2 separate regions of the Homo sapiens genome follow, and region 1 is linked to region 2. Evidence: read pairs that join two places in POLR2A ChIA-PET (ENCODE). Cell type or tissue: GM12878. All regions are shown on one strand. Links, peaks and the distances in the headings refer to the core of each region. The heading gives the core; the rest is flanking DNA.

Region 1 (12,655 bases), core at 2,459-10,458, 250 kb before region 2:
CCTTTAGAGTGAACCTGACACCATTTCCCCTGTTAAATTTTTGGCTCTTATATTACCGAAGAAAGTGGGCATTTGACAAACAAATGTGCAGGAATAGGGGGTGAGAAGGGCATAAGAGCGTGTTCAAATCTGTTTAAAATTAGACATTCAGTGTTGTAGAGTCAAAACTATGTTCTCCTGTGTTTCTTACATGGGCACATACTTCATGGGTTTAATCATGGTTTGCTGTAGAGCATTTATAACACTTGCTGTGAAGCACTGTTGATACAATGAAGCTTTTTCCAACAAGTAACAGCATGATGGTGGCAAAGGTGAGGCTCTGGGAGGAGATTTTAGTTCATCCTTGGAATTTGTTAGCTCCATAGCTTCCTGACAAGCTTAGTTAGTGCTTCTCTAACTTTCCACAAACTTTGCAGACCCTGCTAATTTATATTTTTTTGTTGTTTTCTTTTAACTGGTTCTCCATATCCATGGAATTTAGCAGTTTGCCTTCCTTCCTTCCTTCCTCTCTTTCTTTCTCTCTTTCTTTCTTTTTTTTTTTTGAGACGGAGTACCACTCAGTTGCCCAGGCTGGAGTGCAGTGGTGCAATCTCAGCTCACTGCAACCTCTGCTTCCTGGGTTTAAACAATTCTCCTGTCTCAGTCTCCCAAGTAGCTGGGATTACAGGCACACGCCACCATGCCCAGATAATTTTTGTAATTTTTTAGTAGTGGCAGGGTTTCACCATGTTGGCCAGGCTGGTCTTGAACCCTGACCTTAAGTGATCTGCCCGCCTGAGCCTCGCATGTACTGGGATTACATGCATGAGCCACTGCGCCTGGCCAAAAAAAAGTTTCTAATAGCTAAACTAAAAAAAGTTTTTAAAAAAAGATACATATCTCTTTCTCATCTATATGATATAGGAGAGATAGATATATATGTATATATGAGATACATATTATATATACACATGTATGTGTGTATAAACATGTATATATACATACATGTATCTCACATATACATATGTATCTCCTACACATATGTATACACATATGTACATATGTGTGTGCATGTATGTGTGTATAAATGAAACTAACAGCGTCTTGCCATATAGCTAGTGGTAATAAAGAAGAAATTTTAAATGCACTTTTATTGTTGGCCTGAGTTTTCTCTTTTTTCCTGGAAATGTAGGCCAGCATTGGCCATATGAAATGAAATGTGAGTCACTAGTTTGAGCTATCCGTGTAATTACACATTTTCTAATAGCTAAACTAAAAATAGTTTTAAAAAATTAAGGTGAAATTAATGTTTCATATCTTTAACTTTTTTTTTCATTTTTTTGAGCCAGGGTCTCATTCTGTCACCCAGGCTGGAGTGCAGTGGCACATTCATGGCTTACTGCAGCCTTGACCTCCCAGTCTCAAGTGATCTTCCCCCCTCAGCCTCACACCTCCTAGTAGCTGGGACTACAGGTGAGCACCACCACACCCGGCTACTTTTTAATCATGGCTTTTATTTAACCATTTATATCTTAAATTTTATCATTGAAAGAGGAAACCAATATAAAAAAAATTAGTAAGATACTTTACACCTCGTTTTGTACTAAGTCTTTGCAATCCTGTGTGTGTTTTTCACTGACAGCACTTCTCACTGAAGAATACTCACATTCAAGCGCTTCTTAGCACACATGCCTGGCTGGTGGCTACCACACTAGACTCGCAGTTCTCACCCAACTCTTTGGCCTTTCTTAGCCTGAACTGCAGAATACTGCTACTAATAAACGAAACAAAGCTTTGCCCCCACAAAGCCCTGCTGCTGAATGCTGACTGACATTTGAACAAAGAAAATGTCCTTATATTTAAGCATCAGAACTATTACTTTTCCAAAACCTCGCAACCCTTGGGTCACTTCAGGCCATTCCTCATGATTTGCATTAGGTGTTCTTCGAGACACAACATTAATCCAGTAATAATTAAAATGATATACTGTACTATTAACATTCTGAAATCTTTAAAGCAAAGTGATCTATGCCTGCAGCGCTGCCCAGGCTGGCTAATTAAACAGCATACAGTTGTAAATGGCTATTGTAAGCAGTTCCCTACTTAAAAATACAGCTCTGAGAAGTGCAGTTTATAGTGACAGGGGCCCTACCAGGATTGATCAGCTTTAAATAGAGGCCGATGCAGCGCACAGCAAATTTTACTTGAGAGGTTGGTATCTTGCTTTGCTGCCAATGTGAGGCTTTGGTTTTAACCCGGGCTCCTGTTGAATGACAGGCCCTGGGCTGTGTAAACTGGACACCCTGTGGGGGCTGAGGTTGCAGGCTGGATCCTCCCCTTGCTCTTTCTCCTGTGAGTCAGCATTCCTGGGAGACGTAGCCAACCATCCCAACGAGAGGAACACTTGCTCCACTCCACCCAGCAACCTCTAATCTGCCGTGATGGGACCTTGAGCCAAGGGATTTGGGTGTGTAAAGGACTTCTGCAGCAAAGAGTACCTCTAGAAATTGCTTTTGTGAGGTTCTTTGAGGTGCTAATCACCTTTTATTTGAATTGCTCTGACTTATCATTTAATAACTCCAGAGGACTTTTTACTTCCTTGGCAGGAGGAGGAAGGTGATTCCTCAGATAAAACCAAAACCTAGAGCTGCACTTCTGAAGGAAATTGCTGCTCAGGTAGGGCTGGATGTGTAGGTGTTCTCCATGGGCCCATGCTGTGCCTGTACCAGCGTCCTGAATTGACGGCAGCAGAGGGGTATCTTTCTTCATTCTTCATCATTTATTACCTGAGGCAGAATGAATACTTGGCTCCATTCGCTCGCTCTCTTTCTTTCTGCAACAATTAGAACTGAATTATTTGCTTCTTGCTTTCCCTTTTCCCACTTGTTCCACCATTCATATCTAAGTGAGTAACTTCTCAAGTTTTTCTACACTAATGTTTCCTGGTTCTGTAAAGCAAGTGATAATTGAGTGGTCTTAATCCCTTGAAATGGAACTGAAAATCTGGAGGTAGCTACATCAGCAAAGAGGGAGTGGCAGCCTTTTTTGTACATTTCACTTCCTTTCAGGACCTCCCAGAGAAGACCTCTGATAAACTTTTTTAGTCCTAGGTAAAGCCTGAAAGTCAACTGAGTACAGCTGCCATTTTTATTTCACCTTCTTCTTTCCACCTGCCAATCACCCAGCAGTGAGCTTTAAGTCATCAGACATCGTTGTGCCTACCTCAAGGGTGTGTACAGTGGTGTATACAGTGCCTGGCACAGAGTTAGACTCAATGAGTGACTGAATGAATGAATGAGCGAGTAAGTGATTAAGTGAGCTCACATTACTATCAACTCAAAGTCACACTTTCTGGTGATCTCTCCTGAGTCTTAAATTTGAATTTTGATATTTCAAATATTATATTTGAAATATAATTTCTATATTTTCAAATATAGAAATTATATATTTCTATATTTTCAAATATAGAAATATATAATTCTATATTTTCAAATATAGAAAAATGCTTTAAAAAAACCCCAAAACTACTAGGTTATAGAAGGTAGGTTGTCCTGTGTTACTACTTCTGCTCTTCCTCAAGGTTCCCAATATTAGAGTCAATAAAAATATGTTTTCTTAGCTCAAGTATTAGGTGGAATTAAGAAAAAAAGTACTGCTATATTAGAAAAGGAATTAGATTTGTGATTCAAAGATAAAATTACTGAAGATGAAATCTGAGTATGTGCTCTAAATAATAATTCCTCTAGGTATCCAGGTATTCCGAAATTCTATTTTTAACATCTGTCTGAATAAGTAGGGGGTTTGAGTTATCCCCATGCTTTTCAATCCATATAATTATAATTTACATTTACCTAGAGTTTCTATTTAATCTGAATAACACATACCCCTCTGCAGAGTATGACTCAGTGAACAATATACTAAACCTTTGGAGTGTTCAAGAGCATATCTTTCTAATGCCTCAACTTGCCCAAAGGAAGCATGAGCTGATCACCAAACAGATGCCCTGCAGTAATTAGATTAACTGGATGAATAACACGGGTTTAAACCCCATCCGTATTTTATAAATACATTCTGGACAATCCCTTTTGATCAGAACAGGTCTAATTGCAATAGCTGAAACTGTCAGAACTGTCAGGAGGCCACTTTCAAATATTGGAGGATATGGTCAGATCTAAAACTGACATTGTTTGTAGGTTATTCCCCTAGAATAGGTGGCTTTCCCTGCCAGCTACATTGTCTACTTTAGCAAAGAATTGGGAGGTTCTAGTTGGGCTTCAGCCTAATACAGACTGAGATTGTTGTATAAAATGTGACTTATAATAGAAGTAAAGAGGTGAAGATGATTTCACTTATATGTGGAACCAAAAAAAGTTGAACTCATACAAACAGAGTAGAAAAGTGGTTGTCAGAGGGGCTGGGAAGTGGAGGGAATGGGAAGATGTTGGTTAAAGGGTAGAGAATTTCAGTTAAATAGGAAGATTAAGTTCTGGAGATCTATTGTACAGCATGGTGACTACTGTTAATAACAAGGTATTGATACCTGAAAATTGCTGAGACAGTAGATTTTAAATGTTCTCACCAAAAAAAGAAATAAGTATGTGACATCATACTTAACTTTATGAATATGTAAACTTTATTTAATCATTTCAGAGTGTGTGTTTGTGTGTGTATGTGTGCATGTATATATCAAAACCGCCTGTATACCACAAATATATATAACTTTTATTTGATCAATTAAAAAATAAAAATGTAAATAAAAACTGCTGAAGAATAAGGAAACGAAGAAATAACATTTAGGGAGTAGGGTGAAAAAGCATTGAGACATCAATTTTTTCATTAGAATCTTCTCTAGGGTACTTTGAGCATGGCATTAAGTCCATTTTGCAGGACTCATAAGACTGTTTTATATATATAATACCAAAATATCTACATAAAATGGGGTTAAAACAATGTCCAAATATTCAAGCCATAAGCAAGTAGCTTCTATTTTTTGGCATTAGGCAAACTGTTTTTACATAAAATCGATTAGGCAAGTGACCAAATAAATAGATGACTTTTCAAAGTAACTATTTTGACCTAATATAAACATAGGGCCTCCAAAGTGAAGCAGAATATATGCATCACGGGGTTCTATTGTAAGGTATTTCCTGATTGGAGTGATATTTGAAACTATGTAAGTAAAACAGTTCATTGTATTCTAGATATCACCTCCCCTAATTTATAAGTAATAGCATTTATTTAGACTGGTTTTAAACTGTTATTCTTCTTTTTTATGCAATTAGTTTTTACACAGGACATAAATAAAATTAGCATCTATACCATTAGGTATCTTAAGGAAAATGCTGAACTGCAATTTTCTTTGTTTCTTGGATGAAACAAAAATCTATATATATATATACACACACACACACACACATATATACATATATACACACACATATACATATATATATACTGTGATTAGTATAATTAGTTGTGTGCACTGTCACACGAATGTGGAAATTTTCTTACAATTATTTAATTATCTACATTTCTGATGATATTCATTGATCTACCTGTATCGACTCTTACTTCAATCTATTCTCTTTTAAATATCATCAAGTATATGACATTCAGATTATGCTAACTTTACTAACTCTAAGTTCTTACAAAGATGATTAATTTCTTCTGCATGAAAATTTTAGCCTCTAAACATCGACTAAACCCATTTGGACATATATTTCCAATGATGACTAAATGCACTGATATATTTTATCTAAACAGAAATTCAAAATAACTTCTATATCCCATAGCCCTTACCATCAGTCTTAGTAAAAACAGATCAATAGAAAACAGTATAGCAGAACAGCAAACATAAATACTGAAACCTTATTTGTAGATCTTTGCTATAAATGTAACACCCACCACACACAGGGAGAGATACTGGAAATAGCTTTCTTCTGTAATAAGTACACTGCTCCTTGGGAGAAAGGTAAACTGCATTATGAGATTAAGATCAACACAATGAAGTTACTTTCTAAGGGTCTCATACACCCAAGTTTATGTTGAGGAGGAAAATGTCCTTTTGGTAATTGAACTAAAAATCTAATGGACATGATGGATGCTTGATTGTGTCCAAATGGCATGAAAGCATCCTAGGAATTCCATACAGAATTCAGTTAACTATTTTATGAAAGTGGGAGAAAAAATCGAAATAAAAATTGAATTTCAAAAAATTGAAATTGAAATGTGAAGTGAATTGATCAGCTACTGTTTTAGTCTGTTTTGCATTGCTATAAAGGAATCCCTGAGACTGAGTAATTTATAAAGAAAAGAGGTTTATTTGGCTGACAGTTCTGCAGACCATACAAGCATGGCACCAGCATCTGCTTGGCTTCTGATGAGGCTTAAGTAACTTACAATCATGGTGGAAGGCAAAGGGGGAGCCAGCATATCACATGACGAGAGAGGAAGCAAAAGGGAGATGACAGGCTGTTTAAAGAACCAGCTCTCCCGTGAACAAACAGAGCGAGAACTCACTTATTACTGCGGGGACAGCACCAAGCCATTCATGAGGGATCCTCCCCCATGAACCAAACACCTCCCACAAGGACTGCCTCCAACATTGGTCACATTTCAATGTGAGATTTGGAGGGGACAAATATCCAAACCATATCAGCTGTTTTGGAAACATGTAGCTCAGAACATTATGGTGATTGGATTTTAACATTTCGGCTCAAATATAAAACATGGGCTAATATGAAATCCAGGCATATCACCATATAAACAGAAGTCTCATCTTGATTTCAAAGATTTTTTTCCTGCATTAGTAGCCCATTATTGTTCTGTATGTGTCTCAACCGTTTGTCTTAATGTGTCAAATTTACAACGTTGCTAAGAATATGAGTCACATCCTTAAATACCACATATTCATGAAAAAATCCTCGGAAAGTGAGTCATTCAATGAACTATTGGGGGAAATTTTTAAACTTAATAAAGAATACCTTTTTAACAGGATAACTTGTTTCTCTTCTGACTGCCATGATTCTGTCTCACAGACTTCCACAGAAAATATCAAAGATTTTAGCTGAATAAATAAACAAAAGACCAGGCAGATAAACTGACTTCTCAGGCCCAAGGTAGTGACCTGTGTGACAATTTGGTCTTGGAGGCCTGATGTGAAAACCTCTTGCAGCCTCTGGGTAACGATGATTTGATTCCTATCTCCCCCATAGCCATTCTCAGCCTCTCACCTTGTGGGCTTTCCCTATGCACTGCACATAATCGGCAAATCAGTGGGGTTTTCCATTTCTGTCTCTTCTTCATAATTTGTTTTTCCCCTTTACTAATCTATTCAGTTCTCCAGCCCACTCACGTGATTTTGCATGATAAAGTTACAACAGGAAGACTATTAAAATAGCAGCAAATACTTTCTTTAAGCCAGGTGTATGTCATCTTTTGACACATATTGTCTCTCTTGATTATCACAACAACCATCCCAGGTAACTATTATTATTATATTATTAATCCCATTTTACATGTATAAATGTTACACCAAAGAAACATAACTTGCAGGATAATCAAAGAAGGATTTTATTTTGATCTTTCATGTGTATTATATGGGGCTTGTTTTTCCCCTATGCTTGGATGCAATTTTTGACAAGTCCTCTGGTTTTTCTGCTTACAGGCAAATAATGAAATCAGTTTCTGTTCAGTGATTAAAAAGATCATCTCCACATAGTGGTACCATCCTCAAATTTAATAAGTAAGGGCTTCTTGCCATTGTCCAGCCCAGGCCTGTGTAGTAAGAGGGCTGGTTACTCTCCCCTCCCCTGCCTTATACATTACCTCCTCTTCTCCATCCCACCGAGCTTGGTTTCGGACCCTCCAGAATGGGAGAGAGGGAGAAGTTTGGGCAGAAGGGAGAAGAGCAAAACGTCTTATTAGATTAATATTGTTGGGAAATTGCATTGGTTCTTGAACTTGGCAGATATTTTATGTGACTCTTTTGTGGGTCATTTCTAGTGCCTCCTCTTACATTGTTAAGGATTCGTCTTCAGCAATTACTTTAATTTATGCAAATACAACTCTTCCTGTAGGTCACATGGTCACAGTGTCCCTAACGGTCTAGATCAGTGGCCTTGCCTGTGTACACAGCCCTGTAGAATCTCAGGCCTACCGTCATCATAATATTTATTACACAACATTTGAATTTACACAACATTTGAACATTTGAAAATGTTCTTTGTTCATTAGAAAGCTCTCTCCAACACAATCTAAGATAATCTCAGCCCAGCTCTTTCATGCATGCAGCCACATCTGGGACAAGGAGTAGAATTCACAGGACCCAAGGCACAATCCAAAAATTATCTTCAGCCTTTTTTTTTTTTTCAGTGTCAGAGCTAGATGGTCAGAAAAGTGCTGCAAAACTGGTTTTCCCACGTTTTTTGCTTTGGTATGTGCCATTTATTGACTGGAAACACCACTAAAATTGTTCTTCGTTAACATTCTATTATTGTTGAAAACATCATGCAAAAGGTAATAAAGATTAAGTAGTTTTAAAAGTGACAATACATTTTCTAGCTTTTGTCTGATCAAAGAGAACTGTCGTTTTGAAAGAGGATTCACTGCTGCAAAATTATCAGTGTTTTGCCACTATCGTTTTTCTAGTTCAAGACAAAACAAAAACCTTCTAACAGGTTATATCTTTAAAGCATTGGAAAGATGACATTTCATATCAGTAACAAACTGGACTAAACAGTAGTCAGTACTGGCATTCATGAAAGAAAAAGACATAGCCTATTGGAGGTAAAGCTGCACTATCATTCACAATGGATAAGAGTCCCCAACAGCTCGGTCAACTATAATCCCAAATATAATTTTTTCTTGCAAATACTTTTATAAACACTTGGAACACATTAGTACATTTCTTAGAACACAACTGAAAAAAAAAGACAAAACTCTGATTGGTTTCTAACATCCTGGAAAAATATAAGAATTGCTTTGTTAATGTTGAATTTGTGTCACAAGAGAGGTTCAATATTCTGAGCCTGGGCAAATGATCTACACATGTGAGTGTATGTGAGTGTGTGTGTGTGTTGTGTTGGGTGTGCATATCTACTTGTGATATGAAAACTGGCAACATACCCACCAGCAATTTGTGTCAATCTAAAAATGAAGAACAGAATAAAAGTGTAGACAAGAGAAACATGACTATCTAGAAATCAGGTGGGCAGATCAAGCTTCAAATGCCTTCCTTGCTTCAAACATATGCACGTGGCAGATAAAAAGTAAAAAACGAGAAAAACTAAGAGGACATAGCCAGAATCAAAAATACAGTAAACATCTCTGTTGCCAGAAAGAGAGCAGAAACATAAAATGGTGAGGGGCAAGAAATGAAAAGTTGAATGCAGGTCGTGGCGACTGAGTTTGTCTGAAGGAAAATGGAGATTAAACTTCAAATAGAATTGAAAAGAAGAAGAAAAAAGCCTCCTCACAATTTGAAACCTGAAAGTAAGACAAAAAGTCATCACTAATCTCTGTCTGCAGCCATGACTCTTGGAACATAACACATCAAGAAACCAAGTGCAGATTTTCAACCAGGAGCTAAGTCAGCTGCCCTCTGAGCTCATTCCTGAGATATGTGATATCCCCAGCCTGGCTTTGAGTCAGGAAAGCTGCTTCTATGACTTGACCTGATTCTGGATTAGGCTATACATATAAACAGAAAATCATTGGACAGGGAGGGCTTAGCACAGAGATGGGGAGTAAAGGCTTTGGGATGGTTCCACTCATTGCCAGCATATAAACCAAATTTCTAAGGCATGTGAATAAGAAAGTGAATAAAGTAAGTTAAAACCACTTGGAATAAAAATGTGTTATAGGTTAAATGAATTGTATAGATGAGTCTGACCAGGCTTTTGAGATATGTATTAAACGTTCAAAAGGAAAACATGAATTCTACTTATTTTTTAAAACTTGTAAAACAAAACCAGTCACAAGTAAATCAAGAACAGGTAAAGATAATAATAATCTGGCATATTTTAGGCCAGATAATTTTCTAAATGTTTTGCATGAATTAGTATGTTACTACAACTGAACGAGGTAGATACTATTATTATCTTCATTTAAAAATGAAAACAACTCACTTTGGGAGGCTGAGGTGGGCGGATCACGAGGTCAGGAGATCGAGACCATCCTGGCTAACACGGTGAAACCCTGTCTCTACTAAAAATACAAAAAATTAGCCAGGCGTGGTGGTGGGCGCCTGTAGTCCCAGCTACTCGGGAGGCTGAGGCAGGAGAATGGCCTGAACCATGGAGAGGGAGCTTGCAGTGAGCCAAGATCGTGTCACTGCACTCCAGCCTGGGCAACAGAGCGAGATTCCATCTCAAAAAAAAAAAGAAAAGAAAAAAGAAAGAAAACAACTGAGGTACAGCGATGAAGTTACTTATCCAAGGTCATACACCTAGAATGTGGAAGAGTAGTCTGGCTCTAGCATTCATAGAATATTATATTCAAACAAGAAAAAAGGCAGGACAGACCATAGTTTATAGACGGCAGAAGTGAGAATTATTGAATTGCAAAAGATTCCAACAAGAACTCAGGACAGAGCTAAATAGACAAAATTTTAAAAAGCAGGAGAAGAGAAAGTAGATCAGTTGAGAGCTTCCAACCTTTGTCTTATAAGAGAACTAGAAGACAGGCCGGGTGGTGTGGCTCACGCCTGTAATCCCAGCACTTTGGGAGGCGGAGGCGGGCGGATAACGAGGTCAGGAGATTGAGACCATCCTGGCTAACACGGTGAAACCCCGTCTCTACTAAAAAAAAAGAAAAAAGAAAAAAATTAGCCTGGAGTAGTGGCAGGTGCCTGTAGTCCCAGCTACTCGGGAGGCTGAGGCAGGAGAATGGCGTGAACCTGGGAGGAGGAGCTTGCAGTGAACAGAGATCGCGCCACTGCAGTCCAGCCTGGGCGACACAGCAAGACTCCGTCTCAAAAAAAAAAAAAAAAAAAAAAAAAACAACTAGAAGAGAGTGCGCGGAATGGTAACGAGGTAATACTTCTAAAAGGAACTGCTGGGTTTTTTTTTTTTTTTTCAGTATTTAAGAAATATATAAGGTCTTCAGAACACAAGGCTACTGTAAGTACCCAACAGAAAATAAATAGCTAAATCTGTATATAGACATGCTGTAGCAAAACTGCAGAACATAAGCAAAAGAAAAACATATTAATATTCTAAAGCAATCAGGGAGAAATTTTACCTACATTAAGAGGACAATGAGAATCAACATCACTCTTGTCAAGCAACAAGAGAAGCTATGCATTAAGCAGTAATACCTTTAAAATTTACAGAAAAAAAAAACAAATAAGCTTTTAACTTTGAAAACTATTTTAAAATCAGACAGATTGCAATTACCAGATGGAAAAAATTGACACTTTAAGATGTTTGCCTAGAGGTCAGATGTGCCAGGCCGGGCCTGAGACGTAAGAACTAGTTTCAGTGGGATTCTACCCAAATTGTACATGGTAGATACCCTGGGATCATTCTTACAATTCACTGTCCTTGAAAGCCCAGAAGTCTACACTGTCACCTGGAATTCACCTGGAGATCTTTCATACAACTCCTTACCCAGTTCTTTAAGTAGTCTTTTACATGTTTTGTCTTCTGATTTGAGTAGATGGAAATCTAACCTCATCTAGGTTGCAGCTAATTTTCTTCATCACTTGAAAGTTTCAGCTTATATTTTTATACACTGATTTCAGAGTTTACGCTCATTTTCTTGTTTTTCTTTCTTCTTTTTAATTGTTTTGTTTCTGTTTCTTAACTTTTCAATGTTGGTTAATTTCTTTATATGTAGGGTCATTTGGGTTATAGTAAGAAATGTTTTTCCTGCAAGGTTGCTAGCTATCCCTTGATAATTTTTTTCACCATTGTGTGATGGAGAAATGTAAGCTCATAATTATTTTCTTGTGGTATGAACACTTATGAGATCTACCCTCTTAAAACATTTGTAAATATGCGATACTTTATCATTGACTCTAGGTACAATGTTGTACAGCAGATCTCTAGAGCTTAGTCATCTTGCTTAACTCAAACTTTAGCTCCATTGATTATTCATTCCCCATCCCCCACATCGTGTCCCAGCCCCTGGCTACCACCATTCAATTTCTTTGATTCTATAAAGTTGACTGTTTTAGATATCCCATATAAGTGGAACCGTTCAGTATTTGTCGTTCTGTGACTGGCTTATTTCAGTTAGCACAGTGTCCTCAAGATTCATCTGTGTGTAGCCTGAGACAGAATTTCCTTCCCTTTTGAGGCTTAATATTATTCCATTGTATGTATACACATTTCCTTTACGCATTCATCTTTTGATGGACATTTAGGCTGTTTCCATGTCTCAGCTATTGTGAATCATGCTGCAATGAATATGAAGAGATTAATATCTATTTGGGATCCTGATTTCTAGCTGTCTGATTTTAAAATGTGTTCTTTTGAACTTAGCTAAATTAATTTACAACTCTGGGAACCTTTAGAATTAAGTACAGAAGTCACAGAGCATGAAAACTCTTATTAATATTTTTATATTCACTTTAAGATAATTTGTGTTTGTTGTTTAAAATGTTTATCATGTCTTTAAAATGTGGCATATGAAGTCTTGTGACTTTAAGGTCTTAGGTGTGGGAAAATTTTGC
Region 2 (12,655 bases), core at 2,457-10,456:
ACATACAGCCACCAAGAAATCAATTCTGCCAACAACCCAAAGTAGTGTGAAGGGGATTGCTCCCCAAGTTGAGCCTCCAGATGAAGCACAGCACAAACAAAATCTTGATTACAGCCTTGTAAGACCCTAAGCAGAGGACCCAGTTAAGCTATGCTCAGACTCCTGACCTATAGAAACTATACGATTAAAAATAATGTGTTGTTTTAAGCTGCCAAGTTTGTGTAATTTGTTTTACAGCAATAGAAAACCAACACATTATGTTTACTCCCCTGGTATCTCCCCTCTACCATTAACATCTTATTTTTACACTGAAGATATTTTAGTTACTACCAAATGCTTTGCATGTTTCCCCAAAACAAGCAGGTCATTATTTTAATAGTTAAAATATAGGCTGGAGAGCAGAGAGTTGTGAAGAGTAGCAGAGAGGACAGAGCCTCAGCTAGTAATAATAGCTAGGGCCAGCCATGGTGGCTCACACCTGTAATCCCAGTGCTTTGGGAGGCCAAAGTGGGAGGATCACTTGAGGACAGAAGTTTAAGACCAGCCTGGGCAACATAGCAAGATCTCATCCGTACACAAAATTACAAACATTAGTTGGGCATGGTGGTGCATGCCTGTAGTCCCAACTACTAGGCAGGCTGAGGCAGGAGGATTGCTTGAGCCCAGGAGTTCAAGGTTGCAGTGAGCTGTGTTTGTGCCACTGCACTCCATCCTGGGCAACAGACTGAGACTCTGTCTCTAAAAGATAATACTAGTATCAATAATAGTAATAGCTAACATTTGTTGAGCATTTGCTATATACTTTGAGCATTTATACTATTCTAGTTTTTATATACATATTTGAATTCACTAAAATAAGGCTGGTACCTCTAGCTTCATTTGTACAGATAAAGAAATTCGGATAAAAAGAGTTTGAGAAACCTGTCTAAGTTTACTCAACTAGAAATTTGTAAAGCTAATTTGTTTGAGTTTAGGTACTATGTTCCCAGAGCCTGTATTCTTAGCCACCATGACTTATTCCCTCTCAGTACAAATATATGGTCATGCATTAGCCACATCTAATAAAGATCACTCAATCCCTAATTATACGTGCATCATTGATAAATTACTGTCAGGAATAGATCTCCATAGTTATTTTGCTCTGATGAACCATTCTAGAGCCGACTTTGCTTCCCTCCGCATGGCATCTCATTCTCACTCCACACCCACTGAACTCTGCAGAACATGCCAGTAGAATACAACTTAAGACATTATATTTTTAAAACTGCAGAACGCATGAACTAATGTCTATGTATGAATCTGAGACTAGTTAGAGAATTCCACGCCATATGAAAAGAGCATAGATGCACTAGTTGAGTATTGGTAAATTAGCCACCTAATGTCTCTGGACTTCAGATATATAATCTGTAAAATGGGAATAAGAGTATCACAAGGGTGTTCTGAGCACCAAATGAAAAAACTGTGGAAAAGAGATTTATAAACTAAAATTCTGCACCCATGGATATGGTTAGCTAATCAGAGGAATGAGCGCACATTGCTTTCACCGTATTGCACAAAATAATTCTGAAGGAATGAAAGTTGGAGGCCCTTAAGAAGACTTCTTAGCATAAGAATTTTATATTTAAGATTCAGTTGATAAATAAGAAAAGAGTACTGCTCTCCTACCAAATATCAGGAATGTTTCATTCTGGTCATAGTGCAGACACAATGTTGAAGTTAATATTTAGGGTTTGTTCCTTTGGGACGAGTCTGACATTTTTTGACCTGTTAGGTTTCAGGATATGTTTCAAAGCAAGAAGAAAAATTATATTTTGAGGTGACTGTAACTACCTTTTTTGTTGCTGAGATTGCATGTGTTGTATCTATTTAACCCCTATAAAGGGGGCATGAAATAAAGGGATCATGGTTGTATCATGAGAGCCTTTTCCAAAAGGCAACATTTATTTTCAAGTGTTTGGATTGCCGAGACAAAGATTTCTCTCCAATGTACAATTCATCAACCTCCTTACTCACTGTAAAATCAATCTGTTCTGTTTGTATGACATAAACAACAAGTCATTTCTCAGGAATGAGGCAGACCATATGTGAAGGTGTTTCAGAAAAGCACAACAGGGAATACGCCAATCAAAGAAGCATCTGCATTTTATTTCAATGTCAAATCACATGTGTGTTATAAAAAGGAAAGTGTATCAGTTTTATTAAAGAATAACTTTCCTGTTGTGATGTGTAGTTAACCCATACCTCCCCTAAGCAGTACAGTCAGGTCAGCGACATAGACAACTGGCCGAGAACACAAAAAGAGCTCAGCCTGTGTGGTCAGCAATGTGCACTTTGCAAACATCTGGGCATATGCCTATTCCCTACCTTTGTAGCCGGGAGGAGACTTGCCACAGAGGTAAGTCCATCATATGCATTTTCCCCCAAATCAGCACTCTCATCAATGCATTGATATATATCAAAGAAGCTTGAAATTGATAGAAACAGGAAACTACGAAAAGACTAGCAGAGTTCTAGGGAGAATTTACTTTTTATGATTGGGACTGAATTGAAATGGAAAGGAAGTGTGTTCTAGTGTCATTTCCACTTCTTATTAGCTGGATGACCTAAGGCAAGTCACTTAGCTTCTGTAGGTCCCAGCTTTATACTTGTATAAACTGGCAAGGCTGAACCAAATAATCCCAAAACCCCTTTCTGCTCTACAAATATGTGGTTCTCTGGTTGCTTACCCACGAAGTTACATTTGAATACTAATGGAAACATTTTAAGATTGTCTTGTTACTGAACCTTCTCCCCATTTAGGAGTTAGGTACCTCTGAAAACTATGTTAACTTCTTTAAACCACTGGAGTGACATCTACTGTTTTGAAACAGTCTTTAGTGCAATTTCCAGAGGTACTTATCACATAATCTGGCTTACTTCTTTGGAGAAATCACTATACAAAGATTAAGGTACTGCATTACGAAGCAGGGAACCCAATTCACTCCACAGGGAATGGATTCTATAGCTCTGTTTACACAGGCAAATGAGTGGCTATTTGCATAATTAACTGAATGGACATTGTAAACATTCTCCCTGAAGTCCTTTCACTCAGAAAATAATAATAATTAAAGCTTCCCAGTGGACAGTATCTTTTTTGACCTGAAATGCACATATATCTATCTATCTATCTATCTATCTATCTATCTATCTATCTATCTATCTATAGATATGCCATTTATCTCTATATACTCATGTCTAACATATAATTTTTAGAATTCAACTGTTCATTTTCTTTTCTGTAGGACAGAACATACATGTGTCACCTACAAAGTATCAGTAGGGCTCCTACAGCTACTGGTTTCAAGTAGGATAGAAATTATAAATGTTAACAAGAGGTAGTAGAGGAAGCATAACTAGCAAAACAGTAGCCTTGGCCATAGGGAGCATTAAACTGAAATCACTGCAGCTTAGTACCTGGGAGAGAAGAAGGAATCTCTATTTCTAAGTAATAGAATATAAAATTCCAGGGAAGGATTTGGGTGGCCTGGTTCAGATCACATGCCCACCCCTGGGCCAATCATAGTGGTCATAGGAACATAACATATATCATGCCCAACCCCATGGAGTATGTGTGAGGTGAGGGGAGATCTGTTAATCAGAAAAGAGGGGAAGCAAAGGCACTTTTGGGAAAGAAACATGTCCACCAGGAAGAAATGAGAGCCACCACAGACAATCTGACTCAGAACATCTAAAGTCATCCTCAAATTTTGTACCACTGGCCTTTTCTCCAGAACTTTCTTCTGGCAATACCAATATTTCTTATTTTACCCTAACTTTTTGTATATTATTTCAACAAACATGTATTCAGTGCTTGCAATTTATAAAAATATTGAGGAATATCTTGGGCATTTCATATTATCCAACACATAAGCAAAAGATAGTCAACCTGTCACACAGGAATATATCTCAAAGTAAAAATGTAAACATCTTGTGAATAGAGGTCTTGCAGCTGACAAAAAAGGCAGTCAGGATGCACATCCTCTCAGGGACTATCCCAAAGATTGTCACCTAAGATTACCTGACCCTGCTGGCAGCTGACCAACTAGAGTGAGATGTGCAGGAAGAGGGATGTCATTAGCGGCAACTCAGCTGAGTATCTTTTTGGTTGAGAAAAAAAGTACGACAGTCTTAAAATTAGGTTTCAGAAGCCATTTTTATAAAATTATTTGCAGCTACAAATGAAATAAACTTGCATTTGATTAGCTAAGAGTCCTATACATCAAAAATATGTATTAGAACCTCCTGAAGTTTTCACAATCTACCAAATTCACCAACATTGGGATATTCAAATGAGTGCTGGAGGAAAAGGGAGGAGTGAGTTGGGGGTAGGAGATAGAGCACATCAGACAGAAAGAAAGAAAACATACATATTTAAACTTGCTGCACTGCAGCAAATGCTTCCCACCCGACATCATATAATATCTTTGAAGCTGGGTAGTACAGTATTCTGTGTTAAATGCATTTTATGGGGATTTGGAGAGGATTTAGGTAAAGGCTGCCCCAATAAATGATTTACCAGCTCTAATAAAACATCAAGGAAATTGTTCAGATTGTATCTCAAACCATTTAAAACAGACATTTATAGAGGTTTCAGCAGCCCCCATATCCTCAACCCCTGGTTTAAAAAGAAATGTGTATAGTGGTTAATTATCCCATATTACCCTTTTTTTAATGGTAGCAGTTTCAAGAGAAGGGAGAGATTGGAAGTCAATAAATAGGTATAATAGCGAAGGGGTCTGGGAGAGAGAGAGAAGTGATCACGTATTCCTCCTTCTATTCACTCATTCGGTAAGTATTTGCTGGTCATATTATGTACCAGGTACCCTAAAGCTAGGACCTGGAGACCTAGGAGTGACCAGATAAGGGGGATTCCTGCCTACAGCTTCTGTTTAGTCAGAGGAAACAGAAATGAACAAATCAATGAAATAAACAGGAAAGATTATTTTATATTGGGGTTAAGTACTTTAAAGGAAACCAACAAGGTGATGAAAAAGCAAATTGCCAAAATAGAGGTGGGTCCCACTTTGCATAGAGAGTCAGGAAAGGCTTCTCTGGGACATAAAGTGGATGCTGCAACCTCCAATCACATCGCTAGGAACAGGCAGAACATGCTAGATAAAGTGGAAAGGCGCTGATGTCATCAAGCATTCAGTGTGTCTGAAGAACAGAAAGAAAGGCAGACATAGAAAGTGATAAATCATCTCAGAGTGACCTATGCCCTCTATTTTAACCCTTGGAAAATGTATTTCCTTAAAATGGGTTATTAATAATGTTAATAATAATTGCCTTTATTAAAAATCTATGTGTTTTAGTTGCTGTAAGAATATCTTCTGTACCTTATCTCTCAACTTTCACAATATCCATCAAATCCCAAGACACAGATATTATTATTCTAGTTTGACACAGGAGAAGGCAGCCTTAGAGAGCTCAGACAAATTGTTCATGATTACACAGCAGTGGCAGAACTGGAATTCATACTCATGTTCATCTATCTACAGAGACTACACCTTTTTGGTTCCTTTAACTTGTTTCGTTCAGCAACTATTTGAACCCTATGAGAGGAACTGTGCCCACAGAAATGAATGAAGCAAAATGTTGTGGACTGTTTCTAAAGATGGCCACACAATATCTTCCATTCCAACATGCCCTTTTGCAATATCACCTTTCCACTCCTGCATCAAGAGGGAAGTCTATTCCTTCTCTTGCTAGCCTTGAGACTTATTTTGACCAAAAGAAGAGCTTTCCATTATGTCTTGCCTGAATTCCCAGCCCTCAGAATTGTGAGCAAATAAAATGGTTGTTTCAAGAAATGAAGCCTTGAAAGTGGTTTAGTGATTTAGCATGACCAAAATGCATAAGGAGCTCAGCGTGGAGAGGGAAACAAGCATACAAATATCTTTAAAATAATGCGAGTGTTCCCATATTTATTGCAGCATTATTCACAATAGCCAAGATACACAAGCATCCTACATGTCCATTGATGGATGAATGGATAAAAAATACAGCATATAAACACAACTGAAATACTATTTAGCCTTACAGGAGAAGAAAGTTCTGTTATTTGTGACAACACAGATGAACATGAAGGACATTATGTTAAGTGAAATAAACTAGGCACAGAAAGAGAAGTACTGCATGATCTTATTTATATGTGGAATCTAAAAAGTTGAGCCTACAGAAGCAGAGAGTAGAAGTATGATTACCAGAGGCCGAGGAATGGGGAGGTTGGAATGTTGTAGGTCAAAGGATACAAAATTTCAGTTGGACAAGAAGAATAAGTGCAAAAGTCCTATGGTACAAGATGGTGACTACAATTAATAGCAATATATTGTATACTTGAAAATTAGTAAGAGAGTGTTCCCACAAGAAAAACATAATTATGAGAGGAAATGCATATGTTAAATACTTTGACTTAACAATTACAAAAAGTATACATAATTCAAAGCATCACGTTATACACCATAAATATATACATTTTTTACTTGTCAATTAGAAAATAAATGACTTTTAAAATTTAAAAGTACTGTGAGTGGCATCACGAGAGAGCAGCGGAGAAGCATTTAAGTCAGTGTTGAGCAGAGGTGGGCAAACTTTTTTGGGAAAGACCCAAATAGTAAATAATTTAGGTTTTGTGGGCCACACTGTCTTTGTCTCAAGGACGTAATTCTGCCATTGCAGAGGAAAACAGCCAAAGACAACACATAACCAAATGAATGTGTCTGAGTTCCAATTAAACTTTATTTACAAACGCAGAGGGAGAACAGGATTTGGCCCCAGGAGCTGTAATTGCCAGCATCTGGCCTTCTTAGAGCATCAGAGGACACCAACTGAAGGCATAGTGCCTGAGAGTAAAGCATCTTAAAGGATCAATCAGGAACTGAAGCTCTGAGATCCTGGGAAACCCTTCAGCCTTTTAACTTAACACATAAGATAATAACCGCATTGTGACACTGCATATTCTAGACTCTGAAAGGTCATTCCCAAAGGGCAACAGGGAGCTGAGTCATCAGAGAAGGCCTGGAAAACAGGAGAAATGGAAGAGCTGGGAGCCTGAGGGCTTAATGAAGCTTTTCCTCCAGCCCTGGTGAACCCCGAATAAGAACTAAGAACTTAGCATATGACTCACCAGAAGCTCCAGCCCTCTCATTGCATTAGTCTGTTCCCACGTTGCTACAAATATACTACCCAAGACTGGATAATTTATAAAGGAAAGAGATTTAATTGACTCACGGTTCAGCATGGCCAGGGAGGCCTCAGGAAACTTACAATCAGGACAGAAGGGGAAGCAAACACATCCTTCTTCACAGGGTGGCAAAAAGGAGAATGAATGAGTACTCAGTGAAGGGGGAACCCCCTTAGAAAACCACCAGATCTCATGAGAACTAACTCACTATCGGGAGGACAGGAAGGGGGAAACTGCCCCCATGATTCAATTATCTCCAGCTCGTCCCTCCCACAACACATGGGGATTATGGGAACTACAATTTAAGATGAGATTTGGGTGGGAACATAGCCAAACCATATCACTCATCTACATACATCAAAGTAAGCACCTAAAACCTCTGTTCTGGAAGTTATTTTATTGAATCTAATCTAACAAGTATGTCACTACTCCCCTTAGAGACTATCACAGAGTTTCTGAAGAATAGGGAGCATGCCTTTTTCTTACTAGCAAATAGCATCTCTTGTACATGTTTTCTTTCTAGGAGAGCCATGCGTGTTTCTTGTCTTTGAGCTCTGTAGCTTCCCTTTATGCCTGATGCTTCTCAGTCACAGACCCTGCTTCTCTTAATCTGGAAAACAACTCACTCTTTGGCCTGAATACCACACTCTGGCAGCATCAGGAAAGCACTGGTGAAAGCATTTAGAGTTCTAAGTTAAGATCAATGGGAGTTCTAAAAAATGTGACTGGGCACAGGAAACTTGAGCTGATACCATGTTTTCCGATGGTGGTTCCAGGATGGAAGAGTGAAAGTAAATTCTGAGAACCAAATCAGATAAATCCCCAGTGGAAAAAGAATTTCAGGAATAGATCTTGGGGTGGGCAGGGAGGCCATGGGTAGGTATGAATGACTTTGACTAGGTACCATCTCTTCTTTCCAAGGTCACTCTTCATGTCACATGGCCACTGTCATTCCTCCTCACCACCATTGATGGACACCACCATTGCAAAATTCTGTACTCCTTACCTCTGAGAAGATCCATTGCCCACTCTTTCATGCTTTTTTTTGTTTGTTTGTTAGGAAACAGGAAAGGTTCCCTTGTCCCCTTGCAGGGCATGCAATGGGGATGTGGCTTGCTTCTTCAGTGCCCCGCTGCTCAAACCTCTAGGGGACCATATAGATGGGCAGGCTTTGGGGCTCTGACCCCACAACAGTGTCTAGGGGTGAATGTTTACAGCTGAAGCCCCAGTGGTCATGTGTTACAGAGTGCTCTTTTGGTTTAGCTTCCATAGGCGGCTTGTGTTAACCAGCTCAATTAGACCCTCTACTTTGTCGCAAGGACAGAGGGTTTTCTGTATCCCAGGTTCTTGCCTTGGTGTGCTGGAAGAATCGGATCAAACCTAGGTTTGGAGAATGAATGCAAAGTTTTATTGAGTGGAGGTAGCTCTCAGCAGATGGGGGAAGCCAGAAAGGGATGGAATGGAAAGGATTTCTCTTGGAGAAAGGCAGCCCAGGCTCTCCTCTGACTGCCCCAGCCAAACTGTGTGCCATTCTGCCAGTCAGTGGCCTGCCAGCCTGTTGGTGCCTGTCAGTGTGTCCCTCTCGACATCCAGCCACCCATGTGTTCCTCTGCTGATGTGCTCCTCTCTACGTCCAGCCACCTGTGTGTCAGCCTGCTAGGGTCTTGGGGGTTTTTTTAGGCACAGGATGTTGGTGTGGCAGGCCAGGGTGAAAATGCAACATTTGGGCAGGAAAACAAAAATGCCTGTCCTCACCTAGGTCCATGGGCACAGGCCTGGGGGTGGAGCCCTAGCCGGGAACCACACCCTTCCCCGCTTCTGTATCATTTAAAGGGACCACGCCCTTCCCGTCCCAGCACTTCTCTTCCATATCAGTTATATGTGCGTTCACAGAAACAGATACACCCGTAAACACATCACCAAGTAGAGAGAGCAGTAATTATGACCTGCTTAGATCTTAAGTGAACTAAGGGATCCAGCATGTGTCAAACCCAACTATCCCCCTAATTCCATCTCTGGACTCTGCCCACACCAATTTGTCACCATTTCTTGATTACAATCTTCTCCCCAAGACTTGGCTCAAACTTTTTTTGAGAACCCTTCCCCATTCTCTAGTAAATTTAGCCATCATCTTCTCTGTGTGCGCATGTTGCACTTCGAGCAATTTTTAAAAATACCATCATCAGATCACATTGATGTTTTTAAACATTAATATTCCTCATTGGACTATGAACTTTCTGAAGTCAGAGTACACATTCTATAGCCTACAATAGGAAGGCAATCAATATTTTGAATAAACAAATAATAAAATAATAATTCTTGCTGGAGTCAATAAATTTAAATTTGACAATGGAAAGAAAGGATATAGTGACTCACCAAACAGAAAATCGGTGTTCCTCCAGTTCCTCCAAGTAAGATATGTCCTGTGAATAATCTTCAGCTTCTCCAATTCTCCAAACAGTTGATTTTCCTTTCACAGAATGATCCGTCAGGCTATCTCCCTTGTCAAAGAAATTAACAAATATGAAAAAAATGAAGTGTTTTATTAATAGCAGATTGAAAGTTCACCTAGTTTCAGTGACATTTTCCCCAGAATGACTTATAGAATCATTGATCATAAAGAAGCATCGTTAGGCATGGGTTTTGCATTGAAATTATTGCTTTATGCTCCAGATACCCTCACTAAATTTTTATCTCTGTAATGGCAGAGACCACGACATGTTCACTTTTGTATTATTTCACATGGGACAGCTTATGTAAATGTTGTCAGAATGGAAAGACAAACATAATGATGGTCACAGTATTTGTATTGAATCAGGACTTCTGGGTGCAAGTGGAATAAATGCAACTTGAACTAGCTCTCAACAGAGTAATTTGAAGGTAGGTTTGAACAACAAGTCTATGGAGAAGGCAGAGAGAAGGAAATTCTGCTGAATTTCAAGAACACCGGAATCAAGGACTTGAAGGCTACCAGGACTCTCTTTGCCTCTGTTCTGTGCTCTGGCAGGTTACTTCATTCTAGCATTGTCGCCAATAGCTCCTGAGTCCCCCAGCCTGTGATTCTCAACAGCATCCATTTAAGCACAGGAATTGCATAATGTCTACGGAGCTCCTTACTAGAACTTGAGAAAATTTTGTAACCTGTGATGATGGGTCCAGAAGGCAGACTGAGCCCTGTGGCTCAACTAAGGGTTCTTGGGGCCCTGCTATGGCAGGGAATAGGGAGGGGGAGCAGCTAACCTAGCAGGGCTCTTTCTTCCTCTCCCACCATAAAAGCTCGGGTTTTACCTGTTTTATTTATTGGGGTCTCCTGTTAAGCTTTTACTATAAATGGTACTGACATGGTTGAGATGTTATGTAATCCCCAGTGTTGAAGGTGGGGCATAGTGGGAGGTGCTGGGATCAAGGTGATGGATCCCTCATGGCTGGCTTGGAGCTGTCCTCAAGATAGTGAGTTCTTGTGAGACCTGGTTGGTTAAAAGTGTGTGGCACCTTTCCCATTTCTCTCATGGTCCTGCTCTCACCATTTGATGTGCCAGCTCCCGCTTTGCTTTCTGCCATGACTGCAAGGTTCCTGAGGTCCTCACCAGAAGCACATGCTGCAGCTATGCTGATACAGCCTGCACAAGCATAAGCCAATTAAGCCTCTTTCCTTTATAAATTCCCCAGACTAAGGTATTTCTTTATATCAACGCAAGAATGGCCTAACCCACATGCTGATAAGGAGTTTGAAAATCATTAGTCTAGAGAAGCAGAAAATCAGGCATGACTTGCATTTATAAGACAGTTTTGTTAAAACTCCTCTTCCCTTTTATTTAGACCCTTGTCAAATGTTTTAAATGATTGTTTGTAAGAGGTCAGTTGGTTGAAATTCCTTGATATTAGTCCATACAAGTTTTAGCACAACTTCGTAGTTGGAATAGCTTGAAATCGCAAAATGTTGCTTTGGCTTGGCAGGTTGTTGTAGCCAGGAAAACCTAAGCATGAAACTCGGGTGAATTAGATATGTCATCAAATCCCCAGTGAACTCAACAAGGCTCATTTATTTTACTATGAAATTGATCAATTTGATTACCTTAAGAACAAAATCCAGTTATGACAGATATCAAGTTAAAGTAAGTGCCTTTCATTGTGGTCCTTTTTATCTTTTTTAGCTTCTACAGCATACAAGTATTTTTGAGTAGACTATTCAGTGTTGATATTTTTAATTACTCCATCCCTAAGTAAATTAAAGAGTACCAATATTCTTGAAAAAATATGAGATCTTTGAATTGTCCCAACTAAATATATTTGATTGGCACACCTTGCCAGGTTGCTGATAAAAAGCCTTTGTAACTATTTAAAATTTCAATTTGATGGCATTTCCTTATGAATTGCTTAGATACTTTATTCAATCTCATTCAATAGAAGGTTGAAATGGCTACCAAGAACTATACCATAAATTTGGTTTATCCACCAAAGCTGCTGATTTGATGGAGGTTTTTCATGACACAGTGCATAAATTGCTTTCTTTTTGGTTTCTCTATGAATATCTACATAGTTTCTTCAAACTAAATTCATAGCAGAAACAGGTTATAGTATATTTCTTTGTCTTCCGCAGCACTTAACATGGTTATAAGCATATGGTAGATCTCAAGAAATAGCAATTAGAGGCCATTTTATTAAGTACTCACATTATAATAACAACAGTGGACATTACCTCTAGTTGGCAAGTCATAAAGAAAAACATCTGTGAATACTAAAAACTGCAAACATTTCTTGAACTTTTATATTTCCTTTAAGAAATATCTAAATTAATGCACTAAAAAATCCTTCAGATGGATTTTTGGGAAGACATAAAGTAATGGAAACTAGTTCATCTCCAAAGAACTGATCAAAAGGGGAAAAAATACAAAGAAATAACTTCTGATTCCAAAACAAAAGGTAAGTGTGTGCAGAGAAATTCCCAGGTAAGTATCAGGATGTATGAAGCCTGTTCACATGGAAGCACTTTCATAATCTAAACAGTCTTCCAAGCACAAATGTATATCTTAAATATATGCCTGAAAAACAATGCCTGAGCCATATTGTCAACACTCAGAAGACAGAAAATAGATTTTCTGCCTCATTACAACTATAAATTCTGTCTGTATTCTGAACCCTAAGAGCATCATCATTAATTTTTTTCAACAGCAATGTCTTTAAAGAGATTCATATCTATACTTTAAAATAGAAATTGGTGGTACAAATTTATTCCAAAACATCACATTGTATATGTTGTGTGTATTGTCACTCATATACTGACCTGCCACAGAAATCAAAAGCAAATCTTTAAATATAAGTTGCTAAAACTTAGAATCTGATTTTCAAACTCATAGACTAAAATCTGGTTTGTGAATATTGGTGGTCAAATACAACATCGGTCACAAAACAATGAATGAACATTCTTCCAAT

What was found. ChIA-PET counts read pairs that join two places held together with the same protein. Peaks named below come from ENCODE experiments on the same cell type or tissue, not always from the same donor. Only the 100,000 strongest peaks of a DNase experiment are listed, where the experiment ranks them.
Region 1: POLR2A ChIA-PET joins it to region 2 with 10 read pairs; 1 of 35 experiments calls an interaction of 5 or more read pairs at or near these places.

Annotation. Positions count from the first base shown.
Region 1 is chr6:9,514,079-9,526,733 of GRCh38, forward strand. No RefSeq gene overlaps it. Among named protein-coding and RNA genes, the nearest start is that of HULC, 870 kb to the left of the region's middle. RefSeq lists enhancers at 6,274-6,353, 6,760-6,809. In GM12878, for the core only: no CTCF peak of the experiment used is centred there; DNase peaks (open chromatin) are centred at 6,363, 6,903 and 7,233; H3K27ac peaks cover 689 bases.
Region 2 is chr6:9,759,333-9,771,987 of GRCh38, forward strand. It overlaps the pseudogene OFCC1. Among named protein-coding and RNA genes, the nearest start is that of TFAP2A-AS2, 640 kb to the right of the region's middle. In GM12878, for the core only: no CTCF peak of the experiment used is centred there; DNase peaks (open chromatin) are centred at 6,954 and 7,419; H3K27ac peaks cover 470 bases.